2 separate regions of the Homo sapiens genome follow, and region 1 is linked to region 2. The links are chromatin loops, found by intact Hi-C in ENCODE. Cell type or tissue: ascending aorta. All regions are shown on one strand.

Region 1 (5,000 bases), 690 kb before region 2:
TCTCTGTATGAGAAGTGCTTGCTAGATAATTAATTGGTTACTCAACTTTGGGACTGTAAGTATCTCAATTGTCTTACTGGAGACAAGTATTTGCACAGTGGTAATTATTATCTGCAGTCTATGAAGTTCCCTTGCTTTACAACAAAGTTTTTCTTTTAGTCAGTACTCAGTAGGACACACCCAGTTGCTTTATGAATGTTAGTCAGACATCTTGGAAGATCCCTTTACCTGTTTAAGGCAGAAAAGCTGACTGGAGGAGAACATTCCATTTCAGCAATGAGCAATGTATAAGTCTGAACAAGTCAATACAAGTGTCTGAACCTCTAACTTACTCAAGGAATAGGATGCCCTTTTACTCAACAAGATGTGGCCATTGAGGAGGAGCTTTTAAGGCCAGCATTGAGCTTTGGGTCTTTATTCATGTTTGTAAGGCTCTACTGAAAAGGAGACCCAATCTGTGGAACAGTTCAGTCCAATGGCTCTGGAATTTGGAGAAGATGTTTCAAATTCAGTCCCCTCATTCCTTTGCAGCAAAAGAGGCAAGTTGATCATCTGATTTTGGTTAGTCATCAGTGTTTGGAGGGTATAGATTGCTCACTTTAAAAACAAAACACAATGATGACCTTCTTCAATTCAATGCACAGTCTTGCCAAAATCGACTCTGTGGCTTTCTTCATCGACAGAACCCTTTAAACATGGCTTGAGGGCATGGCCCACTTTCATACCTGCAGAGCTGCATACTAAATTGAATGGTCCTTCAGAATTGGAGAGAAAATGTGGTGTCAATCAACCAACAACTCTAGTGCCAAATACTTCTGCCTTCCTCAGCCACAATACAGTCATTAGGGGCAGAATCAACTAGCTCAGTGTGCTCTGTGCTGCTGACATTAACTAGCTTTTTCTTTCTCCTCTGTTTTTGGAAAACCACCTGGAAGACCTTTCTTCTTACTCCAGAAGGTAATGGGAGGAATTTTGCTAAGTGAAGACATCATTTCTCATTTATAGGACTTGAAAGAATATTCTCTGATTCCCAGTGCCACATCAAAGGCCTCACCTTAAATCCTGGTGGACTTTTTCTTCCGTGGATATTTTTATTAGTAACGTTAGTTGCTGCAGAGCCCATGAAGAGTAGCTCCATGTTTCTTGCTTGGAAATAATCCCTCCTTCATTTGACTGATTTTAAAAGTGAGGCTGTGACCTGAAAAGTATCTATTGATTGAATGGCAGATGTTTTTTTTCTTCCATCCCAGTCTTCCCTTGAATTTGCTCCATTTGAAATCTAAAACATTTTCCCCAGCAGTTGGAAAACTCCACCTGGGCCCCTCAGTCCAGTACTGCTTTTTCCTGCCTCTTCCAATCCACCCTGGAAATTAAGATTCTGCATTGGAAATTGGCTGACAATTTGGTTGCTGATGCAGGTGGCAGATGGTGCTGAGGATAGGATGGAATCCAATTCTTCCTTCCATTCCAGGCTTGGCTCAGAAAGGCCAGCCAGCAGAGAACCTGAGTTTGACAGCTGATTATCCATTTGACTCAAGGAAAGAGCAGTAACTGAGCTGCATCTTCACCAGCCACTTTCCAACAGGTTTCTGGTCTCATGATCATGGCCTTTGAGAATAGAGGAAAAGTTGTCCAAGAACACTTCTGAGAAGCCTTTTTGTTTTAAACACTCAAGAGTAAACAAATAGTTTTGATGATGTCCATTAGGGAAATACTTCTATTTTGTCTCTGTAAATAGTACTATGAAGTTATGATGGAAATGTTGGTTGAATATCCACTTCACTGTGGTGAAGAAAAGCACATAAAAGCTTTTTCTCAAATTGTGAAACTGCCAGGACCTAGGTCTTCGGAGGAAGGTGAGACTCAGGGTCAAATTCTTAGCAACCACATAACCTCATAGAATCCATGGCCCTGGTCCAATAACAAGAACCTTATGATGTGAACCAGAGGGTAAACTGAGTCCCTAGAGCCTTGTATTTCTGCTTTCCTAGAGTTAAGTTGGCCTATCGGGGCAGTTAATTGAGCATGAAGTTTCAAGAGCCCTAAGATGGAATGACAAGTAGCTTTGGTGTTCACACTTGCCAGAGACACACTCTTGTCTGCTCCCAGTCTCAGGAAGCTGCAGCAGGGCTTTAAAAAGGAGACGCAGTCAGCTGCCACTGAAATAGTCCTCCTGTGCCAGCTGTGGCTGCAGACCCTAGGCTCATCTCCTAGGACCTCTCACCCTTTCACTGCCCCTACCCCTAATCATCTGCTGTGGATCATGAGAAGCCATTGAATTGAAATGACACTGCATATATTTCAATTCTCAGAGACAGCAGGGTCCTCTTTCTGCTCCTTTTGGAGAAAGGCTAGTTCCAACTGCCCATGAACTAGCTGCTCTTCCACATTGATCCACTAGATGTCCTCATAGATCTACTTTGTATTACCATTGACATCCTGGGGAAAACCTTGTCTGAGAATTGGGATTTGGGAAGGGAACAATGGGTGACTACGTAAGAAAGAAAATTAGCAAACACCAAAGGAGAGAGGATGCTTTGTGTGGCCAGGGAGTAGATAAGAAACTTACTTCTGTTTGAAATAAATCCTGAAATTTTCAAAGTTGCACTTTGAGACCTAACCTTGGGAATTTAAAGTGGAACTCTTCATATCTAAAATTAACCTTCTAACCTAAATCAGCTCTAGAAAAGGAAACAGTCACTGAGAAATGGAAACAAAACACCAGTGGTTCTGAATATCCATGATTCACTGTAACAAAATTGAAGGGTTAGGAAGCCAGAGAGAGTTGAGAGAGATGAGGGGTGGTAATTTCCAAATTAGGAGGTCCATGACTTAACTTTGATATAATTTAATTTTACAACTTAAGAGTATAATTTTACACAGAGAGTGTTCAATTCTTCTGGAACATCTACCACCAGGGAGACAACTCCTCATCAGCTTTTAGTTAAAGAGTTTGTTCATGATTTGTATAATGGCCCAGAGGAGAGCTCTTCCTGGCCAGTACTCATATCCTTCAAGCCTGATGAATCGCTCCACCAGATGGGAGGTCTTACCTTTTAAGAAAGTGGACCCAGAAGTCTCTAGGTGAAGATACCTGACAGGGAGTCAATGGAAATGGACTATGCCAGCAGTAGCGAAAAAGAGCCACCTTCCCAGTTGGTGGCACCTTGATCTAGACATTCTGATTCATGAAGGTTTGTCAACATGTGGGGCTCAATAGTTTTTAACTGTTTCTGTCTTGTCTTTGAGCCTCTCATTGATCGTTCTTGCTGATTTTGTGTGTGTGTGTGTGTGTGTGTGTGTGTGTGTGTGTGTGGTGGCACTTGTTTGTCTTTTGAGATTTCTATTTTGCATTTGGTGTGAGTGTAAAAATGATTGGGAAGGAATGACAAGTAATAGCATGTTTTCTTTTTTATGCATATGCTGCTTTGGAATGTGACTGCTTATAATTAACAGTTAATCTTCTTATAGCACATGGTTTTTTGCTGCTTCGATTACCAGTTTCAGCCTGTTCCTGCATGCTAACAATAAGAAATTTTAGAACAATGCATGGTCGCCAGAACGGCTAACAATAACAGTTGCAAACAGTCCCTGAGAGCCACTGGTTTGTCACTGTGTTTCCTCCTGAACTCATATCAAGGAGGAGGTTTACATCACCCATTCTGATCTGTTTGCCTCTGAACAAATAGTTTCAAAAGTTATTTCATCCCCATCATCCCTCCCCTTATCCTTAAAGACGGTATATTTATAAGAACTTTCTTTCTCCACAAATGTGTCAGATTCTATTATTGTACATAAACCCAAAATGGCAGTATGGAAATGAAAACCAGGGACCGTTGCTAATGAGAAGCATAGCATTCCAGAGTTTGATGGGCTTCTCTTCTGCTACAGCATTTGATTAAAAAAATTGTTTTTCAAAATGATTTATCTACGGTGAAGCAAAAAAATCATCCTTGTTTCCCTCTTCTGTGTAAATAACAAATCAATATTTCCAGTAAAAGAAATAAGAAAGAGAAAACAAGGGAATGTCTGCAGATTGTATGCCAGATCCGGATGCATTTAAGATAAATTTATGTTCATGTCTTTAATTGAAGACTTTTTTCCCTTTCTTGACTTCAGCCGTTGCTGTTTGTTTGGGATGTCTGGGCATTCACACCATGCCTTCTAAATTCCTCTGATTCAAATGCTATAGTGGAACTTTTTTATTTTTTATTTTTTTTTGGTAAAAGCTAAAGCTCAAAGGAATGATATACCACCATTGAACAGGGCTGGGGCTGCATGATGATCTGAACAACAGACTAGCTAGGACACTAAAAGAACACGTCACTAAAAATGTGAGCCAAGTTTACAAGAATGGAGTTGCTGCTGAAGAGATCTCTCATTCATCTCCCCCAGTGCCTGTTCTTCACAATCATAACGTTACCCTTGCTTGACAAATATACTGTATGGCAAGTCATAAAGGTCTTAGAACAGGACTTGACCCATTTGAGAGATTTAAACCCCTCTTCCTGGTGACTGTAACATTCAAAGAGGGCAAAACCACAAGCCATATTTTAAAATAAGAGTGCAACCATTCTCTACAAAGAAAAAGAAAGAGTGGGGGAAATGACTTTCAAAATGGAAGGTGTGGGTGCAGGGAATAACACCTCCTCAGTTTAGGTTTACCATTTGGCAGTAATGCTTAGAATAAATGTGAATTCTTCTCCCACCTCGTGAGAGAAGCAGGCCAGTTCATGATAAGTGATAAGCAAACATGTTTGCCTGTTGTAGCATCAAAATGAGGTACAAAAACCTTCTCTTGTACTGAAATATAAATTGGCTTGAAAGGCAAAGGTGAAGGGCATTGGAAACTACGATGCTGACTTCCAACAACTTTTATAGGTTACCACTCAGTTTGGATCCCCAGGCAGTGCAGAACCTACCATACCAGCTTTAGAAGAGCTATCAATGCTGCATGCAAATTGCATTAAGATATTTCACGTGGAACCTATTCTTCTATT
Region 2 (5,000 bases):
ACACTTAAACTTGAATAAATTACCTTATTTAACAAGACTCCTCACTTCTTAATTATTTTACAAAATTTTACTGTTATTTATGCTCTTGAAATTGAGTCTACTGAATTTGTATGATAAAAATACTATATAATGATGTGCAGTCACTTTCCAACTCTTCAGTGATGGCACTTTGTAGTTTGACATTGGCCACTGTGGGAGTATTTGCAGCAGAAACTGGCAAATGCTGCAAGTGAGAGCTTGATTCATTGGTGTGCTTATTTGCTAAACTTAAAGTGATGGAGAAAATGTTAATGTTGCAGATAGAACCTAAAAGAATGTTGTGTGACTGGGCACGATGGCTCACACCTGTAATCCTAGTACTTTGGGAGGCCAAGGTAGGCAGATCACTTGAGCCCAGGAGTTGGAGACCAACCATGAGCAACATGGCAAAATTCCATTTCTTAAAAACAACAACAAAAAAAGGATGTTGTGTCGTAGCCTAATGGTAGCAAAATATTAACTTGTGCTCCATACCTCTTTGGCTAAATATAATTGCTTATTTATAGATAGGATGTTCTGCCTTTATAAAAATTACCTGTGGTATTAGTATATTCCTTCTCATTTAATAATCTTTTCTTAATTCTTTGAGAAGTTGCTTTGTTGGGTATTGCAAGGCATTGTGAATAGCACAAAAAAATTGAAAAAATATTCTTCCAATATTCAAAAACTATTATCCAGTTCAGCAAAGTAGTTTCTTATGTCATTAACAAATGAGTAAAGTTCTGACATACTCATTAAGATAAAGGAATATCAAGTGGGAACTACAGTTGTTCATCAGTTGCAACCACAGATACGAGATACAAGAGTTTGGCCAAAATCATTGAAAGTATCTGTGACAATTAAGTGATTGTATGGAATTTTTTAGAAACAGTATTATATATTCAATTGTTATTTACTTTTAATTGTGTTCTACACATCATTTATATAACTAAAAAATGCAATATATTATATATGCATGTGTATACACACACACTTTTTTTCCCAGAGACTTGGCTGTTAAGCATTTACCTACACACCACTACATATAACACTTTTCAACTAGCTTCTAAAGTATGTTTCAGGCAATGGAGAAAGGGCTATTTTATAGTCTAGGAATGGAAAGAACAGTAAGAAAAATAACTAAGCTTCAAGGATTCTGTTCTTGACTAATTCACAATTTGTATATTGTTTAACTCTCTGTTTTCTGTGCTCTGATGCCTTATTGATCAAGATTTAGAGCCAGGCTCCATCTTGGGCAATTGACTTAAACTCTTTAAGCCACATTTTGACTAACAGTGATAATGGTAATAATAGTCACAATCATGATAATGATAGTTTAAAAATGCTAACGTTTATTAGCATTTTTAATTAGTACTTACTTTGTGTCGAGAACTGCGTTAAACACTTTCCATGTATTGATTTATTCAATCTTCACAAAGTTTCACGAGGAGTCACAACTCCTAGTTCTGTTTTACAGATGAGGAAGCCGAGGACCAGAGAAATTAAGTCCCCTGACAAAGCTCTCACTTAAGTTCTTGGGTAACTACTCCTTGGCAGAGCTGGGACACAAATCCAGGCAGTTTGCCTCCAGTTGCTGCTGTCTTGGCAATTACAATGTTATGCTGCCTCCCTTCCCAATAAAGGTAAATGTTAAATAAGGGTAAGAAACAACCATCTTAGCCACTGCTCATGGATGTTAGCTATGATTTATTCTTACTTCACTCTAATTTTGTTTAATATCTTATCTCTTCAACTGGACTTTAAGTTTCTTGAGAGGTAAAGCTCATGTTGTATAGCTTTTTCTGCCCTTCACAGTAGCCATGACAGAGACATGCCCATATTTCATAATTAAATAGGCATTATATGAATTAATTTTGCTTCTCACTTGTCAAGCAGAAGAGCACTACTGAGATCCCTTCTGGGAGCAAAAATTGTGAGATCCCTAGCTTCATTATAATCCGAATTCATCCATCAATTCACTGCATTATTGTGATGCTCTAACAACATTTAGATGGTCTCATCTAACTCAGACGAGAAGGCTACACGTGGCATATCTCAACTGGGTTTGTAGGACTGTCTTAAAAATGATATTATGTCATGGTAGTCCTAAGGGCTTGATTTATTTTGGCTTAAAAGAAGGAACTTGCCTCATGTGTCTCTTTTCCTCTCACGGAGGTTTTTTTTAATCTTGAGGGCTACGGGTCAAGTTCTGTCCTTGGAACCAAAGTACTTTTCCAAAATGAGTTGAAGCCAGCTCTGTCAGGCTAGGCCAGATCTGCTGTCAGTGCCTTTCCCAAATACATCAGACCCTCTGCTTGTAAAAATAAATTGATACCAATGCAAGAAATTTATTAGGAGATGACAGCCCAGTTCATAATGGAAATATGGAGAAAATATCATCCTTCAAAACTGACAGTTTATCCATCATGCCTCAGATTCCTGAGATATAAGCAGACACTGTCACATGCAATCAGCTGAGGACACATCTTGGATTTCCTTATGACAGGAAACTCTGATATAATCCAGAAGTAGGGAAGGACTCGCACTGCCCTTAATGTGCTCAGCCATAAATTTTTAGCATTAGCAGGAGAAACATGTAGCCAAGGAAATGAATGATGGGGGAAATCAGGAGGCCTGGGATTCTCAAAGGCCTCTTCTTTTCTCTTGGGGATGATGAACTAGGGATAGGGGTCAGAGAGGGTTACTGCACCACCATGAGGGACATCAATACCCTGTTATGTGTAAGCAGAGCCAACAGGTGGCAGGGCACCACTGCATACATACCACAGTCTGCTCTGTGTGAGGTTTGGGGACCTGGTCATCTTGCCCTGCTAACTGTTCAACTGTGGCTATTTTGCTTAGCTTCTTATTTATATTAATGAACTTGAGACAATTTAAGAGGGCCATTTTAATTAGGAGTAAATGCAAGTATATTTGTGGGGATCACAAGAGGCCTGATCTTTGCAGGCTTAATGAGGCGACCTACCCAACCCCATATGAAATAATTGTGTATTGTATTAAAAGCCGCTTTGGAAAATATAATCGTGGTAGTAAATTGGAATGAAATGAACATGGTATTAAAGGGGGAAAAATATTTACTGCCAATTTTATGGGGCCTTAAAATATTTATGTTTTAAACTTGCATTCTTTGGAGATTTGCTGAGTGTTGCTAGAGCTGGGAAACTTTTTTAATGAGATACGTGCATATTTTTCAAATTTACAGATCTTTTTTCACAAAAATAGAAAGTCATAAATGTGAAATGGAAACCTAAACAAGGCAAGTGCAGCCTTAATGGCCTTAGATTCTTAATTGACTCTTCATATTAGAAAAAATTAAAAGCACAGGAAATTTCATTTAAATGTGTGAATAATATGCAAGGAACTTTTGTTTTATGTCAGTTTCTATCCGATTAAAGTACAGAGCATTAGCATAAATGTGATAACCCAAATAAACTTGAGTTTTGCTGCATTTATGTTAAGTGGGCATGAATAGGATACGTGTGCATTCTTGGGTTACTTAAAAACAGAGTCAAATACTGGCTTTTGTTCTGCTTCCCAAATGAATCTCTAAGAACAGCAGGGAAATAAATTACATGTTGATCAAGTCTTTATTTCTTTATTCATAGGTACCAGGGGTTGAAAAAAAAATGCAAGTGAGTCTATAGTTCTCAGACACTGAATCCCTCTTTAAATGCTCTCACTCTTTGCAAGAGGCAAATGAACTTCTAATTGTTCACATTTGTTTCAGCCAATCTTCCTGATTCCCTTTCTCATGAAAGACCTAAAACTCTGTTGACTTTACATGTCCAAATTAAATATATCTGTGTTTTCCTTTTGCTTTCAATAAGAGTGCATGCCAGCATGACTTAACATTCATCCAGAGTTTATTTCAATATTAGTGGAAAACAAGCCATTTTTCAGTTTAATGAATAGCATCAGTGTCTCCCTTTTAACCAAAAATATGGCCTTAAACTTGATGGATCTCACCAGAAGGCACATTTTCAAATTATTTTTCTATTGGAGGTTATGAATATCGTTTCCCAAATTATTGTGACAGCTGTGAGGGGAAAGCCTGCATCACAGATACAGCAGCTTAGAAACAAAACTCAGACCTAACAAAATGGTAGTTTCCTTTGTGAAATGAGAAAAGGGGAATGGAAAAGGAAGCATGAACCGCATGGGAGGGAAAAAATACCTCTTTTGAGACTTATGCAACAGGAGAAGAGTCATGTAAAGGCCCTGAAATTCCCATACTTTTTTTGTTACTACCATTTTTGTTTCCCAATCATTCTAAATTGGGAAGGTAAAGGCTGAGCATTACTGATTCAAAAAACCTCCAAGAGGACATCTGATATTTCTTCCTTATTAAGGATGATGGAGTGTAATTGATGTGCCTGGAGCCTGGCCAATTCCAACTTTTTTGAGAATGCCGCTTAATGTGCGGACATTATTTTTGGACTACTGAACGCCAGAAAATAATGAGCTGGCATTCAGCTTTGGTGAATAAGACCCTGAATTTTCATCTAAAAGCAGTTTTGAGTTATTGCTGTAGATAAGGTGTAACTGTGCAAGGGAATTTTATCCATGTTTCTCCCATGAATCATAAATGAGGAAAAAAATTACAGTCTAAATTGCACTTAAAAGGAATAAAGTCTTTTCATGTCATACATGATTTATCAAAATGATCTCATTTTAAGGGTACTGTGGTGTATCTTGATTAATCGCATTAGGAAGCGTGATGAATGGCCTCTTTAATGGTAACACAGGATTTATTGGCAGCATCCAGACTTGAACCAGAAGGGTAAGAAGTAAAACATACAACAGATAGCTAATGCAGATAGGATGTCAGTAATGCGCTGGCTTGTTGTAAAATTATACCAGGAGCCTTAGTTTCAGGAGCTTCTGAAACTGCCAGAGGGTGGACAGCAAACAAGTTTTGTACAGGACCTTGGGTGCCACCTCAAATCCAGTCTGACCCTCCC

Evidence for each region. A loop is a pair of places that touch in the nucleus more often than their neighbours do. Peaks named below come from ENCODE experiments on the same cell type or tissue, not always from the same donor. Only the 100,000 strongest peaks of a DNase experiment are listed, where the experiment ranks them.
Region 1: a loop joins it to region 2, with 2.2 times the contacts of the local background. A loop is called at or near these places in 2 of 110 quality-filtered maps.

What each region holds. Positions count from the first base shown.
Region 1 is chr10:77,002,530-77,007,529 of GRCh38, reverse strand. All of the region lies in intron 18 of KCNMA1 (potassium calcium-activated channel subfamily M alpha 1), which reads left to right. Among named protein-coding and RNA genes, the nearest start is that of KCNMA1-AS1, 120 kb to the right of the region's middle. In ascending aorta, a CTCF peak has its summit at 2,389; no DNase peak of the experiment used is centred here; H3K27ac peaks cover 1,786 bases.
Region 2 is chr10:76,309,695-76,314,694 of GRCh38, reverse strand. All of the region lies in intron 5 of LRMDA (leucine rich melanocyte differentiation associated), which reads right to left. The region is part of intron 2 of LOC112268057 (a long non-coding RNA gene); the gene reads left to right. Among named protein-coding and RNA genes, the nearest start is that of KCNMA1-AS1, 580 kb to the left of the region's middle. In ascending aorta, a CTCF peak has its summit at 2,750 (motif pointing right); DNase peaks (open chromatin) are centred at 2,793 and 4,420; H3K27ac peaks cover 2,867 bases.